Linked DNA regions of Mus musculus: region 2 is linked to region 1. A link is a loop called in an ENCODE intact Hi-C map of the cell type or tissue named here. Cell type or tissue: heart. All regions are shown on one strand. Each heading gives the region's core, and the rest is flanking DNA. Links, peaks and the distances in the headings are about the cores only.

Region 1 (8,339 bases), core at 306-8,305:
CTGTGACTTCTTGCTACTTCCACAGACTCAGGCCAGTTAGAGAGCCTTGTGGTTTCTTCTGGATTGAATTGCCTTGATGGTTCATGTGTGGTGTCTGCCAAGTGGACTGGACTGCAGTTGCTGATTCATGTGTGGTATCTGCTGAGTGGACTGGTCTAGTGATTCGTGTTAGGTGGTTAGCTAGTAGACTGAACTGCTAATATCCTGACAACAAAGATTGGAATCATCCCAAAGAATTATTTCTAAACAGGTCTACTACCTCCATGTTCTAATAACTTTTCTTCTCCACTAGCTCTGGTATGTGGTAGACTAAAGGAGAGGTTGAACCCTTATTAAAGTAGGTTGTAAAGATTATAAGCCTACACAGAACACTGAGCAACTGTAATTCAAATTAGTTCTTATGATGGCAAAACCAATAGGGAATCAGGAATCCAGGAGAATCGTAAACAGTGGCCAAAGTAAAAGTGGAGCAGCCAGATGCTTCCAACATATCATCTGAGCATCCTTAAGACAATGTTAAATAATGATCAAAGTGGGAGCCAGGCAGCCAGAGATGTCAAACCCGTCACACGCATAGCTTTAGACATTCACCAGAGACATGTCTTGGAGAATAATAATGATACTGGAAATGTATCATTTCAGATCAGATCATGTCGCTATGGTAACTAGTAGTTTACATGACAAGGCTGAGAAGTTATTAAGCAACATGATCCCTGAGGTGTTGTTAAGGAATCAGCATCAAAGCTAAGATGACAACGTACTTACAAACTCTACCCAGTGGGCAGACTAAAAATGCAGATCTTTGTAGCTAAAACCCACAAGTACTGATCCTTTTCCAGGTCTCCTGAAAGAATTTACAACCCTGTGTGGATACAGTGTATATTTACTCTCTCTGCACAATCTCTAAGCTTCCCAGTAAACCCTCAGGTATACATAGTGGCAAAACAACAGACTCCATCTTAAACAGGGTGAAAGTGAGGACAGACACCAAGCCTGTGCTCTCTGACCCCCACAAGTGACCAAGCCAGCTCAGTCAGTCAACAGGGTCTCAAGGGAGGGAGGGAGGATTGTAAAGACAAAGACACTTACACAACACAATAGCATGACTCCAGCCAGTGCTGAGGCTGAAGCACCTTTAGTTTTTTTCCCAGTTTGCTTTTGTATCCGTCTAGGTACATCCAAAAAACATGGTCAGTTCTTAGATCAAAGACAAAGTAATCAAGCAAGGCCATTAACAAAGAGATCACCCCTGGTACTCATCAAGCAAAGCAGTAAACAAAGCCCCATCATCACTGTTTCTAATATTCTTATCTGAGCCTACTTCCTTGCCCGAGCCCAGGAACAGATGCTAAATTCCTAGAAGTGGCACCAGAAGCTCTCAACACACAAGCAAGCACCTTCACTCACACACAAGACGAAGAGTACATTGGTAAAGACATGGGAGCCTATCCCTTTAAAAGGCGTGACGAGAATGATGACATCATCACCACTGCACAGACCCCACTGAGCAGAACTCACCTTCCTGACCACCAAGCTGCGAATCTAGGAAGTGGACACCGTCTAACGGGCCTCAAAGATTCATCATGAAAGAGGGGCTTCCAGGGCTACAGAAGAGACAGAGAGTGGTCTGTGTCCTCTAGTGAAGGATAAATTGAAGTGATAAACCCCTTGCTCAGTTCTCAGAATCCATGGAGGATTCAGTCCCTGTAAAATCCTCCAACAGATCACTGGAGATAAAGAGTTTTCTGCTGCTTAGAAGTCTGGACCTGAGGAATAGGCCAAAAGTAGCTTTAGATGGCTAAATAAATGCCAAAAAAAAGTATGATGCAAATCTTCCTTTATGAAATGCATGTTAACTATCTTTAATCTATATTCAATTACTCTGGGACATAGTAAGAGGCCTGGTAGTGGGGTTAAGGTTCTTGTACAAGACCAAAGAGCTTACTCTATAGAAACCTCCATAATCCTGTACTGTCCCCATTGTGCTAAAGACACAAGGAGAGGCCATTTGCAATCCAGGAAGTGGGTCCTCACTAGAACCTGATCATGCTAACATCCTTGATCTCACACCTGCAGACTTCCAGACTCTGAGAAAATACCTCTCTTGTTTTAGCCACCTCTTCTATGATTCTCCATAATGGCAGCCTGAGATGAGACATCAGTGCTATCCTCCATCCTCACAGAGTGAGTGCAGCACACGACTCTGTCTGTCCCCGTCTTCAACAGCCTTGTTGCTTAGTCATGAGTACTAACTACTGAGTGATTAGGTATACATTTGAGTGATGTATACCAATGAGAGCTTAAAAGAACAAATATAAACTCCCTTCCCCCAATACACACGTGTGCACACATGCATGCATATGCACACACATGCAGGCACATGCGCGCACACACTCATACATGTGTACACTCAAGAATGCATGCACATGTGCACATATGCATCCACACCCTTAAGTACACACATAAACATACATGCACACACACATACACATGTGAACACATGCGTACACCCAAGCATGCATGCACATGGGCACATATACATCCACGCACTTAAGTACATGCATAAACATTCACATGCATGTGTGTGCAAACACAGAAAGCTCCGCTCCATGCCAGATGTGCATTTGAAAGCGATGTCAATGACTGTCCCAACTTCATGCTTTCTAGCTTGTCAGGAATGGACTCACTGGCTCTCTTGTCCCTCCTTCATTCCTCTACCTTCTCTCCTTGTGTGTGTTTGTGAGACTGCACATGCATGTGTGCATGCCTTCCGCTACTTCCAATTTCAGCAGCTAAGTTTTCCAACTGTCATTCCCTGATGGCCTCTGTGGTTTCAGAACCTTGGACAGCGCTTTATTCATTGCTCCAGGAACCTGTCTTTTTTTGTTGTTATTTGGTTGGTTTGGGGCTTCAGATTAAAATATAATTACATAATTTTCCTCCCTCCAACACTTCCCACATACATTCTCACTCTCTCAAACTCTTTTTTATGTACACACACTCATATTCTGTGTGTATATATGTAAATCCCTAAACATAAATACAGTATGTTCATGTAATGTTACTATGATATATATATATCATATACACATAATGCTCTATTTCAGGGATGGCCATTTGATATTGAATAATTGTGAGGCTCTTCCCCACCCCTGTGCGCTACATTACTTAGTTGCCTATAGTTCTTTGTTTAGGAAGGCCTATGAGATTCCTCCTACCATCTCAGAATATTTATTAGTGTTTTCTTTCATCTTTATGCATGTTGATGGGTCTTCATTGGTGTAGCTTCTCTGCCATCTCCAGGAGATGCAATCTCACAGCAAACTTCCTATTAATCTGACTCTTATACCCCCTCTTTGGTTATGACCAATGATCTTTAGTTGTGCGGTGTGTGTGTGTGTGTGTGTGTGTGTGTGTGTGTGTGTGCACTGGTTTGGATAGTCATTTGTTCTGTGCATTTTGATGAGTTGTGCTTTTCTGTAATGGTGGTCTCTGTTTATTATAAGCTTGTTTGATGAAGAGTGAGACCTAAAAGTATACATATTTAGAATTTGATGGATAACTATGCTGGCTTAGTAAAATGGTAGTTCTACGTTCTTCTCCAAGGTCCATGACTTCATTAGCCCAAGGTCCATGACTTCATTAGCCCTGATTGCTAAACTTCTGTAGCAGACATGATTTCCCTCATGTGGAGCAGGTCTTAAGTCCACTTAGAGAGCTGTTGATTACTTCCAAGGTGTCCATGCCACCACTGCAGCCTTGGGACCATCATGCCACACTGGTCATTATTTTAGTTCAAAGACATGGCTGGGTAGGACCATGGCTGGGTAGGACTATTGGCTGCATTCCTCACCTGGAAACTTGCATGTCATCTTCTGTTGTCAGAAAAACTATTCTTTAGAGAGGAGACTTTCATGACAAAACCACCTTGGATCCTCCAGGTCCTGTGTCTGAAGTACATAACCAGAACCACAGAGAGCAACTGCTTGTAACTCCAGCTCTTGGAACTTCAGCCCCTCCTTCTGGCCACAGCAAGTACCCACACTCATGCACACATGCTCTCACGCAGACACATAACCGTATAAAACAAAAGGTAAAATAAACAAGTTCTTTTAAAAAAAAAATAGAGGCAGGACGGGGATCTAAATTGTGCTATTATGTATTATATGCGTTCCTGTTTGCATGACTCCAATAAAATTACTGTTTCTCTGGATGGTTTTTCTGCAATAAAACACTGCTTTCTGAGAGTATTGTAAGTATAAAACTCACTCCATCCCACATGGATGAATCTTTGATCTTGAACTCCATGAAGTCAGACAGCTTGCAGAGTCTCCTGCAGGGAGTCACTCAAGGCTGAGGCCAGATCACCCGGTGCCCTGGACTTCGTCCTAGGCCTGCAGGAGTTACTACCTGCACTAAGAAGAGAACAAGAAAGGAAAACGGTTCTCATGGGGAGTCGGGGTTTTTTTCAAGCACGTTTTTACAGTATTTTGAAACTTTATGTTGACTTTTTAAAATTCAGTAAGTAAATGCACACACTCAAGAGAAAAGCTAACCTAAAAGGAACCCCCTCGTTGATTTTTCCAATACCCAAAGATAGTCGGCGCTCTGTTTTCATGTATTGCTCCGTTTTTGGTTTGTTTTATATATATATATATAAAGTCCCCAGCTCTGAGTCACTAATCTGCTGTTTCCTCAACCACTGTAAATATACCTGGTGTCGTGGGTCAGGGGAGAGCTTTTCATTTCATGAAGGTAGGCTAGACACCGAATTCTGACACCAGCTAGGAGTACCTAAGCATCCCGGGCTCCAAAGGAACTCTCCTGGAAAGGAAAAGCATCATCCACAGGGAGTCAGAGGCAGGAGGATCTCTGTGAGTTCCAAGCCAGCCTGGTCTACAAAGCTATTTCCGAGGCAGCAGGGGCTCTGGTACACAGAGAAACCCTGTCTCAAAAAATCAAACCAAAATTGATTGATTGATTGATTGATTGAAATCTGGACATCTTATTTGAGAATATTTATATAGTAAGAACTTTATATGAGCCCGCGGATAATATTTTAATAGTGGCTTTTAATGATAGTCCACAAATATTAGAAGCTGGTTAGCATCCTTGTGGTAGAACTTTTCAATCTGAATGCCAGCAACACCTTATCAACTTTCAACTTGCAGTATACATAATCACCACTAGGTGTCACTAGGGTTTTTCCAGAGGAGGGAAGAGGGAGATGCTGTTCCATTAAACAGGGCTTTACAAGGTTACATTAAATCAGAAATTTAAGGGTGAAGGGAATCTTCTAAAACAAGACTTTGGAGCTTACACATTTAAATTTTTTAAATTTACTAAAAATATCTTGAATTAATCTTAGTAAATCTATGGGGTTCCCACACACAGAGACACTTTCTATCCCTGGTGAATCTTGAGAACTAACGTATGTGCGTAAGAAACGTCCTTACTTATGTGCAGGTTGACATTTTATATTTATATAATCTGGCCGCACTCCCAGCATTCCACTTTTTCTCCTCTCAGAGCTGCCTGGCAACATCAGAAAACCATCGTTGTGTCACAAATATAACTAATTAGCCAGTATAATTCCGCGCACATTTAAAACATCTGTTCCTGGGTATGCAGTACTCCCCAGTGGGAACAAGGCAACCCTCATTTCTTCACCTCTGCCATGCAGGGTGCCTCCACGAATCCCAGGAGCCGAGAAACCCGTACTTCTCATTTATGTGTCATTTTCTGCATGTAATTCTATTATAGATTTTTCCAGCCACAACAGCACGTTGGACAGTGTTTGTTTGTTTGTTTGTTTGTTTATCCATTTTATAAATCTGTCAAATAACCTAGAGAGCTGAGATGAGCAAATTTTAAATCTAGTTTAAACTCCTTTGTAGAAATGACCTGTTTGGCAGCTATATAAACTGAGATGTGTAAATATTATAATAATAAATAATACTAATAATAGTAGTAGTAGTAGTAGTGATAAAAACAAATGCCTAACTTAGATTCTCTTCCTGGTTGATTCTTTTTTTTTTTTTTGGTTTTTCAAGACAGGGTTTCTCTGTGCAACCCTGGCTATCCTGGAACTCACTCTGTAGACCAAGGTTGGCCTTGATCTCAGAGATCTGCCTGCCTCTGCTTCTCAAGTGCTGGGATTATAGGCATGTGCCACCACGCCCAGCATCCTGGCTGGTTCTTAACTATTAACAGGACCTTAAACAAACCATGATGACCTCTTCCTGAATTCCTTTCTCCATTGTTGAAAGGAATTGTTCAAAACTGGGCTTAGTTTCGATTGGTGAAGCATGGTCAGCACTTGGGCGGGAGAGGCAGGAGAATTAGGAGTTCAAGGTCATCCTTGCCTGTACAGGGTGAGTTTGAAGCCCGCCTCAAAACGGCAAACCTACCTTAGACAGCTGTGATGACAACTAGAAACAACACGTGGTATTGTTATGACTCCGACCTCGGTCCCCAGCTTTGTGGTGCTAGTCTGAGGGCTGTGCAGCCTTAGGGGGCGAGGCTTAGATGAAAACCAGGGGCATCATGGGAAGGGACATGCACAGTAGGGAAGGGGTTCTGTAACTTGAAAACTACCAATCAAGACAGAGAGCCATCTAAACTATATCCCCAGTAACCTAATTCTCCCTTCTCATGAACCCCACCCACACACCCAAAACAAAGTTTCAGGCTGAATTTTTCCACATCAGTTAAAAGGACAAAAACCATGCCCCGAAGACATTTCCACAAGCCAACCCATTCCAAACAACTCCTCATAGGGATTCTCTTCCCAGATAATCCTAGGTTAGAGGACAGTGTTGACTATTAAAGCTAGCAATCACTTCAAGTTCCTGAGGCCATAAATCAGAACCATCCCCTGTGTAAGGAGGCACCGGATGATTTTTGTCCAGGGAAAAACCTTCCTGATTGTGACACACTTGGAGCTTATAGAACTCTGAGGGTGTGTGACAGTCAGGCGTCATTCAGGTCCCGGTTGTGTCCCCCGCCCCCCACCTCCCCTCCCCAAGGCTGAGTGCAAATGACTACACTACCAGAACTGCGGTTGCTGTGTTAGTCAGATAGGTACCTTATCTGATAAGAGCGGCTGGAAATGATATAAGAGAACAAAGTCACAGATAAGGGAACGGAAGATTCTGGAAGAGATAGTGAACACTTCAGATCTCACCTAAGTATGAGAAAAAATTGCTGTAGGATTCTGATCCATGGCGGAACCACTTGATTTGCATTTTAGTGACTCTTCTTGCTGCTACACGGGGGCGGGTGGGCGAAGCTGGGGCAATGGAGAACTCTGGAGTCCTCTGGGCTCTGCTGAGCAGCCTGGGGTGAAGCTGAGGAGGCAAGCTAGGGTGGGAGTCACGAGAGAGGAAGGCAAAAGCTGGATGTGTGTGGAAGGTCAAATGCACCCAGATCTGCTAGCAGTGGTGCACAAAACAAACAAACAAACAAATAAACAAAAAAAAACAAAAAAACAAAAACCACCAAAAAAAAAAAAAAAAAACCAGAAGTTGGCTTTCAAATTATATGCAAAACCAGATGGGAAATGGTGTTAACATGATCGAGTTAGGGATTACCAGGGATGAATCTGAATATTTTTTCTGAGTATTTTTGAAGTGCTTGGTTCTTACATTGTGAGTATACTCATCTAAGGCTTGGCGCGTCTCCGGTGCTGGAGCGAGCGGAGTACAGACTCAGGAACAATCTGCTAATATTTAGCTACCGCTAGCTAATTTCTCAGTTTAACTTCTGAACCAAGTGAACTGTTTTCTAAAAGAACCAGAGCCAGCAAACTAAAAATAAGGGCAGCCCTTATTTTAACAAGCAAGTTAAAACACTTGGTTTACTGACTTGTGTCTGTCTAGGAAAAGGGAGAGTGTGTGAGTAACTCCATAGAAACTTTCCTTTGCAATAATAAATGGAGTGAGCTGCAGGCACGAAGGCTGGGGAAGGATCTTTAACCCTCATAGAGAAGAAAACACTTCCCTCTCCAGCCACTCTTATCTGTCCTGTGAACCTAGGATGGATCAGTTTGTTTCCTGGGAAACAGGATTGTGTATCTTACAAACAGATAACCCGCCTGGCACGAGCAATCCTCTTAAGGTGAATCACTGTGCTTGTGATTTGCCAGCATGCAAGTTCCATCCTGGGAAGTCTAATTGGAGAACTGGCTGGGAGGAGCTCTGACACTGCCTTCAGTCACAGGGATCCTGTCCTAGTGGTTTGGTGGGAATGGAGCTGTGATGTTTATGGAGATGTTTTCACACACGCACACACTTGGGGCCACTTTCAGGTCTGGCCTCTGAATCACAGCCTAACCTTTC
Region 2 (8,339 bases), core at 152-8,151, 75 kb after region 1:
TAGAAATCATATTTCTAAAAGAAAATAAAATGTCCCTATGAACCACATTAAAGGGAAAATACCAGGTGTGGGGCAAGCAAGTTGATTTTTCTTTTTATTTTTTGAAAAAGGATTTTTTTCATGCAGCCTAGGCTGGCCTTTAACTTTTTTTTCTTTTTTCTTTTCTTTCTTTCTTTCTTTTTTTAACTTATTCACTTTATATCCTCATATGTAACAGATGTGCAGCCTGACCTTCACGTGGGTTCTGAACAACTGGAATGGAGGCTGACCCAAACACTGTGGCCTTTAATGCTTGAGTCTCCTGCCTCTGCCTCTCAGGTGTTGGCATTGCAGGTGTGTGCCACCACACCTGACTACAAATTGATTTTAATATGATAAACTTGAACTCTTGCAACTAGAGCCATGGGCATAATTATAGGTAGAGTGCCTGCCTGGTATGCACATAACCTGGGATTCAATCCTCACCATACTTCTATTATTACTATTATTATTATTGTTGTTATCATTATCATTTTCATTATTATTATTATTATTATTAGGCAGTAGGCATAGATAACTAGAACTATAGCCACTGAGTGGTCAGACCAAAGCCTTAGCCTGCATCACCGGACGTCAGAAGTTTGAATAGCAGTGGGTATTTTCCTGTTTCTTCCTCCTGCTCAGTGAAGTTCATGTGCTAACCAAGAGAAATACAGGCTCTGATGTGTGGGAATCAGGTGTCACTACCTGTCTGCCAAGCACAGATCGATGTGGGGATCAGACATTTCATGGTGTCTCTCTCTCTCTTCCTAGTTCCCCTTCTGCGATGGGGCTCACATAAAGCACAACGAAGAGACTGGCGACAACGTAGGACCTCTGATCATCAAGAAAAAGGAAACCTAATGGACAGTTGCGAGGCTGCACCCAGCGTGTTGTGATGTCACCTGCTGATTTACGTAGAATGGCACCCAACCCACCGTCTGATTGGCCTCCCCGGTTCTAGATGTGGTTGGTCCCTGCAAATCACAGCTCTCATATCCATGGCATCGGCCTTGCTACTGAAACATGTGGTGCACGTTTGTTGAAAGAAGAAGAAAGGCTAAACCAACCTCGTGCTATATGGGTTATTTTGGTCTTGTAAGGATCCGTTCCTTTAAAATAATGGTCTTAGAATATAGTTGTATCTTGAGGTTAAAGTATTAAATTATTCCAAAATCATGTACATGTACATTGTACTTGTCAGTTTAAGGGAGAATCTTTTCTTATCGGTTCGTTAACTTGGAAAGTAACGGGGTGTGATGAAATTGCGTTGATTTCTTACACCATGGGAGAACCCTGCCGTGACCCTCACTCCTCCTGGTTGAGCTGGTGACATGGATACACTTTGTGTGCTTTAATGTTGTTCTCCTTAAACTTGCCCGGGTCACCAATAAAGGGGCAGCAACTTCCCTCTGTGTTCATCTCTGTGGCTCTGTAACGGATCCACTATAGACACCGCTAGCAGAAATCCAGGCCACGGGGATGTGGGTTAGGTAGTCAGGAAGAATGTTGGGGCGATGGCTCTGGATTGAGTGCCCACATAAAAGCCAGGCAGGCATGGCGGCTTGCCTGTAATCCGAGCGCTCAGGAGGCAGTGGTAGGGATCACTAGAGCAAGCTGACCACTGCACCAGCCATAATTAGTGAAGTCTGTTCAACAGGAGACCCCGCCTCAATAAATACAGCAGAGAGCTATACAGGAAGACACTGTTCCCAACCTGGGGCCTCCACTTGTACACACACATGCGCCGAGCTTGTGAGTATGATTATGCACATGCAGTGATCTAGAGCACCAGCCCAAGAGCAGAGGGCATCAGACTGATGGCGTCGATGATGCTTAGACACCCGCGGTCAAGTATACTGATGTCAGAGTCCCACAGCCTCGCTGAGAGTGACAAGTTCCCATCAGAGGCCTAGGGAGCTTTTACTTCCCACTGAGTGATGGCTTAAGCTAGCAAAGACACCATCTTTGACGATAAATCGGGCCCCGTCCTTTCCACTGTACAGTCTTTGTCTTACTAAGGCTTGAAGGCTTGTGTTAACTAATATGCAATGGCTGCCCTTCTGCCTGAGCACCCGAGGCTCCAAGTGTCTTCCTCATTTGACCACCTGAGCCTCTGGCGAGCAGTGTGCTGGCTTCTCTATCCCACTCACTGACCTCAAGCAAAGCCACTTGGCTTCTCAGCCTTTTCTTTTAAGCATGTGAATGTTGTGTGTTCTATGGGACGTGTGGTCACACGCGGGTGCCAGTGGTCTCATCCATTTGGCTGTGGCCACATTGTAGATGCTGTAATTCCAGATGCACCGAGCTTTTACAGGGGTTTGGAGGGCCCAGTCCTCATGCAAACACAGCAGGCGTTTAACCACTAAGCCATGTTCCCAGCCCATTTTCCAGCCTTTAAATGAACAAATTGGACCAACTGGCCCTGCCAGGGTTTGTCTCCAAATTTCAGACCAACATAAATTCGGTGGCTGCCCTGGAAGGGGAAACTGGCAACTTGGGCTTTTTCTGCATCAAGATCTTGAATTCACCTAGGGTTTGCAGTGTGAGGAGCCATGTTAGAGACAGTGACATTTATCCCACAGATGGCCATGTCTACAGCCCCCCCATAACCGAATATCACAATTTGTGATACAACTTGTGAGATAGGCTTTTAATTATGACACTCTACCATAAGGGTGATTTCATAAATGATAACTGCTACCAACGAGGTGGGAGTTTTTAAATTTCTTTTTACCCATTATGGTGGCACTTGGCTTTAAGAGAAACACTGACTAATGTCCCCAGTTAGTTGCATAAGTGGTGTATGCTCTCTTTGTATTGGTTAGTTGCCAAGATTAGAGTCAGTCTTACTGTGTAGCTCAAGCTGGCTTTGAAACACAGACTCTTCCTCAGCCTCTCTCATGCGAGAGACGCAGGCCTAAGCTACCACGGTGCACCTCTCCCTGACAGGCAGAAATGCTTCATTCCACAGCTTTTTAAATGACGTGATTGTGCTAAGTGAGACATTTGTCCCCAGATTATGGCCAAGGACAAATTTTTAGCTATGCAGGAATGAAAAATAATTTAAAAGTTACCAGCATGAATTTACTCTTTATTGTAAGACTATACCAACATCTACAGTACTGAAATATCCTTCAATGAAATGTTAGTAGTAGTAGTATCTACTCCTTTAAATATTTTCCTTGACAAAATAAGAAGGTGGTAGCCATTTATTGTCCATATGAAGTCACAAAGTCTAAGATGCACCAAGCCAACATCCTGTCTAAAGTTCCAGAATGTGTTTGTTACTAAGATGTCGACACACTTGAATGCTTGACTAAACTTTCGAATCTGATTGTGAGCTCAGCACTTCGGGTTCCTGGAAAATTAATAATAGCTTTGAATGCTTTAGAGACGTTAGGTGACAACCATCCTGTTTTTGAAGAAAGATTTCCAAAAGATGAATATCCGATAAGCATCTGCCTTTCCCAAGCAAAGGGGCCTAAGAAGCCCCGACTGGGAGTCAGCTCAGGGGCATCCCGTGTGCAAGGACCAATCATGAGTACCACAGCTTGTCTCAAACTTCCATGGAGGGATTGCGCACGGGAATAGGTTAGCTGAAATCGCCAGGATTGCTGTAGAGAGCAAAGATGAGTAAGGCTTTTCATTAGCCAGTAGGACTGCCAACTAGAGGTGCTACTTATAGTGTGACCTCCTACGTGTCTTGAGTTAGTGGCCTTTCTCCTTGCTATGACAAAATATCCAACAAAAGTAACCTAGGGAAGGGTATTGTTGCCTGACAGTTTGGGGGTCCAAGTCCACCAGGAGAGAGATTATGAGACAGCTGGTCACATCGAGTCCACGGTCGGGAAGCAGCAAATGGATGCAGGTGCCTCAGCCCACTTTGGCTCACCCCATGCCATGGAATGGTCCCACCCAGTGGGAGGACCTTGCCATCTCAGCCGGTCTAGGACCCCCCCTCCCAGACAGATCCCGAGGTGTCCCTTCTGCAGTTCTCCATCTTGTCAGGTTGACAGTCATTATTAGCCACCATATCCCTGCACAACAACAAAAGCCATTCCACATCAGACATGCTGGGGGAATGTCAGGCCGGCCTTGTGTCAGTCAGGAAGACACTCCTCCCGGTCGGTACCTCTGTGTCTCTGGTGACAGACAAAATAGACCTCATGTTTCCAACCCATCCCAACAGAAGGACAAGCAGAACTTCTTTACCAAGGCCTCGGGAGAATCTACAGAGTCACGTACATTTCCCAGATTATTATTTATTATTCCTGTGTGTGAATGATGTATGTGTGGCACGTGGAGGTCGGAACCTTCCCGTGGGCCTGGGAATCTGACACAAGGTCAGCACTTGGCGTCCGGCAGACATGTTACCTGCTGTGCCATCTCACTGGCTCCCAGTTCTCATTGAGAATGATTTTTATCATCGCCTGTCTGCTTATGACTTGAGGATAAATTGTTATCAATTTAATCACAACCATCACAAGCCCAAATTGTCTCTATTGGGCTGGACAGTAAAATACAATCTCTTACGCTATCTGTCTCTTCGAGCAATCCTTTTTTCTTGGGTTTATTTAGGGTTGTTTTCTTTCTTATTATTTTGTTTGCTTTTCTTTTGTGTTTATTGATCTCCCTATGTAGCCCTCCCTGGTCTTGAACTCCCAATCCTCCTGCCTCAACACACACACCACCCCTGCCAGAAAGTTCTTCCGTCTTTATTGGCACAATCTGTCCACATGTTCAGCTCATTATTGTGATTTTAAATTTGTCCGCTGTCATGTTTCCAACACACCAGTCCGATTGTGAACTCTTCTGAGAATTTCATTTTTATCCTTCAGAACCCTGCAAGTCCGATGTTTTCACGAATCCCTCTTGGCTTCAGTCTTGGCTCTGAGCGCCACCTAGTGTACAGACTCTGTTACAACACCAAGCCCTAACAAGCTCATCTGGTTGGGTCTCTGAGCTTGGGTTGGGTCACCCTCACCCCCAAGCGGGGTCACTTACAGCAACTGGCATTTGTGACTTCTCTGTGGTTTGGACATCTGATTTTGGAAAATCATCTATAGTGTTTTTAATCCCTGAGGGGAAAGTTTTAAAATTTTGGTTAACGTTAGAGCCTAAAGCAGCAACTTTCAGTGAATACTGTTTCAAGTTAACACCTGAGATGGAATGCAGCTTCCGCTATGTAGATAATTGCTGGAAGCTGACATCCCTGCCGTCTCTTCTCCAAACCTGAAAATCCATTGTGCTTGTTTTGTTTGTGTGTGTTGATTGTTTGGTCTGTTATGCTAAATTTGGTGTGTGTGTGTGTGTGTGTGTGTGTGTGTGTGTGTTGCAGAGATTGTTTTTGTTGTTTTGGTTTTTTGGGGGGAAGGGATTTTTTTTTTTTGTCCCCAACCTTGAAAACATGCAGAGTAACCTGCCCTGACAGGTTTGGCTGTAATGCATCCAATTAGCACTAAAGCTGTGGCTCGCAGGCAGAAAACACAACCCAGGAACCAACATTCCTATGCTGCTGACCCAGCGGAGGGGACAGCTAGGTTGAGTGCTCACACAGTGTGGCTGGCTCCAGCACTGCAAAGGTAAAACCCATACACGTCCGTCCAGGCCATTCTGAGCCAGCATGCTCAGGCTGCAGCAGGGACAGGTGTGGGGCCCTCTGACGCACCAGTGTTCCTGACACAGCCCATCACCCCAACACAAGGTCACCGGCTTCATTTGTCCCCACCCCCTCAGTTCGGGACTGAAGACATGGCTTAGAGATTAGGAGTATATTGGAACTTTAAGTTTTTCAAACCTTATTTTTAGTGGTACTTCTTAAACGCTTCAACCTCCGTTTTAGCCCACCACCTACCAGAGGTAGTGGCAAAGGATGGGTGGATGGGGTGGGGTGCAGTGGACCTGTTTTGAAAGGTTTTTTAGAGCAGCTCCTGTCTGTGTTGTCTGGAAATCAGCAGTTCGGTTCATAGGTTAGCAGCGGCAGCTTGATCCACTCTCGAACCCTTCACAGATACACCAGTAGCACAGGTCGGTAGAGTCGGGAGAGCAAACAGGAATCAGCAGCCGTGGCACTACCTAGCAGAGCCAGCTTTGGCTCGAGTCAGCAGGAAGGGCCTGGAGGAACGTCCTCATCCGTGCCTCTCTCAGCAAAGTGAAGCTCAGTGAAGACTCCGAGACCCGAAAGCATGACACAGCTAGCTATACCGGCAAGCCAAGCGCTCTCTCTGTCACTCCTCACTCTGTCAAGTCCTATTTGTATCCTCCAAACCTCGCATGTCCTCTACGTGCCTTGTCTGCCTCAGCACGTGCATCCACTCAGCCTGAGTCATTGGAGTCCCAACAGATGCAGCTCAAAACTCCATGTAAGGCGGACCAACGTGTGTGTTGTGAGCAAAGAACCTTCATCGCGTGTCCTTTCGCTGGTTTGCTTTAGCAGAACATCCTCTCTCCTGTGTCTGCTTCAGTGAAACGTTCCTTCACCAGGCTACCTTAGTCTTTCCTGTGTCCGCTTCAGGAAAACACGCCTTCATGTGTTTGCCCCAGCAACACACCATCCAACACAGCCGACCTGCAAAGAACCCCTAAAGTTTCTACTTCAGTGTCCGCGCTCCTGCAGAGGACCCAGTTTGGGTTCACAGCATCACTGGGCAGCTCCCAACCACCTGAAACTCCATCTCCAGGGGATTCGACACCTCTTACGTTTCCAAGGACACCTGCACACATGTTCGTGTACCCACTGCAGACACAAATACATATGCATAATACATTTTTATTTTTATGTGTATACGTGTTTGTCTGTATGTGTAACACGTGAGCACAGGTGCCCAGCCAGAGAAATCAGAAGAAGGCGTCAGATCCCCCTAAAGTTGGTGGCAGTTGTGAGCTGTCTGGTGTGGGTACTGGGACCTAGGTCCTCTACAAGAGCACCCAGTGCTCATAATGGCTGAGCCATTTCTCCTGGCAGTCCCTTACCCAGTGTTTAGGAGAGCCTCCTAGTGGCTTAGCTGACCAGTGTCTGCAGTGGTGCTGAGACAAGTACTCCTGCTATAAGGTGCTAGGCCAGCTTTGACAGCCTGCTGGTCTCCCATTCCACTGACCTGACCTCTCTCTTTTTCTCTTTCTCTTTCTCTTTCTCTTTCTCTTTCTCTTTCTCTTTCTTTTTCTTTTTCTTTTTCTTTTTCTTTTTCTTTTTCTTTTTCTTTTCCTTTTCCTTTTTCTTTTCCTTTTCCTTTTTCTTTTTTTTTTTTTTTTTTTTTTGGTTTTTCGAGACAGGGTTTCTCTATGTATCCCTGGCTGACCTGGAACTCACTCTGTAGACCAGGCTGGCCTCGAACTCAGAAATCTGCCTGCCTCTGCCTCCCAAGTGCTGGAATTAAAGGCGTGCACCACCACGCCCGGTCCACTGACCTCTCTTAACCCTAGCCACAGCTTCCAAAGCTGATTGAAGTAATCTGGCACCAGCAGCTGCTGTATAATTGGGGTACAAGGCTCTGGAGCTGGGACAGGCTGGCTTATTGGGGTCCTAGGAACCCTTTGAAGCAACACACCTTCTCCACCAGTCTGGGCTTTGTCCCTTTGGAAGCCAGAGCTCCTTGTCTATTTGGCCTTGCTCACCCTCTTGGACTTATGAAAGAGCATCTCTATCTCCAATCACTCTGTCTCCCTTTCGTCCGGTATGCCTGGTTACCTCTGTGTCCCTGACAAGCCTGGGCAAAGTGGTTGGCTCAGGGTTAGACAGAAGGAAAGACAAATACTTTATTAATTGCAAGCAAAAATGAACCTCCTCTGAGCACGCTGGAGGTTGCTGGCATTGGTCCGCAAAGCATGCTAAGCACCTCCCTGGGACAGCGTGGATCTGTGTGGAGACTGCAGACTTCCACCTCACACTGAGGTCCTTCAGATATTCTCTTTAATGGGGAGTTTTATGTGTCAACCGGGTAGAAGGCGGGGCACCCAGAGAATTGGCCAGTCGATAATTGGTGGTGGTGGTGTTTTCTGTGTCCTAGAGTAACTTAAAACTAGATCGATAGATCAGATAAGGCAAATTTCTGCCAGCCAAGCACCACAAAGGATCAGGAAGGCTGGAGGACAGATGGTCCAGTTCCAGGGCTGCTGGCCCTGAGTTCACTCCTCGGCTTGGGTGAAAACACACCCACCGGTCCCTCTCCTAGCTGCTGTGGGTGAACACTGCAATCAAGAAGGTGAAGCAAGGGGCTGTCGAGATGGCTCAGTGGGTAAGAGCACCCGACTGCTCTTCCGAAGGTCTGGAGTTCAAATCCCAGCAACCATATGGTGGCTCACAACCATCTGTAACAAGA

The links. Peaks named below come from ENCODE experiments on the same cell type or tissue, not always from the same donor. Only the 100,000 strongest peaks of a DNase experiment are listed, where the experiment ranks them.
Region 2: a loop joins it to region 1, with 9 times the contacts of the local background. A loop is called at or near these places in 37 of 42 quality-filtered maps.

Annotation. Positions count from the first base shown.
Region 1 is chr10:71,398,309-71,406,647 of GRCm38, reverse strand. No RefSeq gene overlaps it. Among named protein-coding and RNA genes, the nearest start is that of Ipmk, 55 kb to the right of the region's middle. In heart, for the core only: a CTCF peak has its summit at 5,172 (motif pointing right); no DNase peak of the experiment used is centred there.
Region 2 is chr10:71,323,580-71,331,918 of GRCm38, reverse strand. It overlaps Cisd1 (CDGSH iron sulfur domain 1), which reads left to right. Exons shown (of 3, transcript NM_134007.4): 3 at 793-1,425. The coding sequence ends at 882. Among named protein-coding and RNA genes, the nearest start is that of Gm20609, 17 kb to the right of the region's middle. In heart, for the core only: no CTCF peak of the experiment used is centred there; a DNase peak (open chromatin) is centred at 4,928.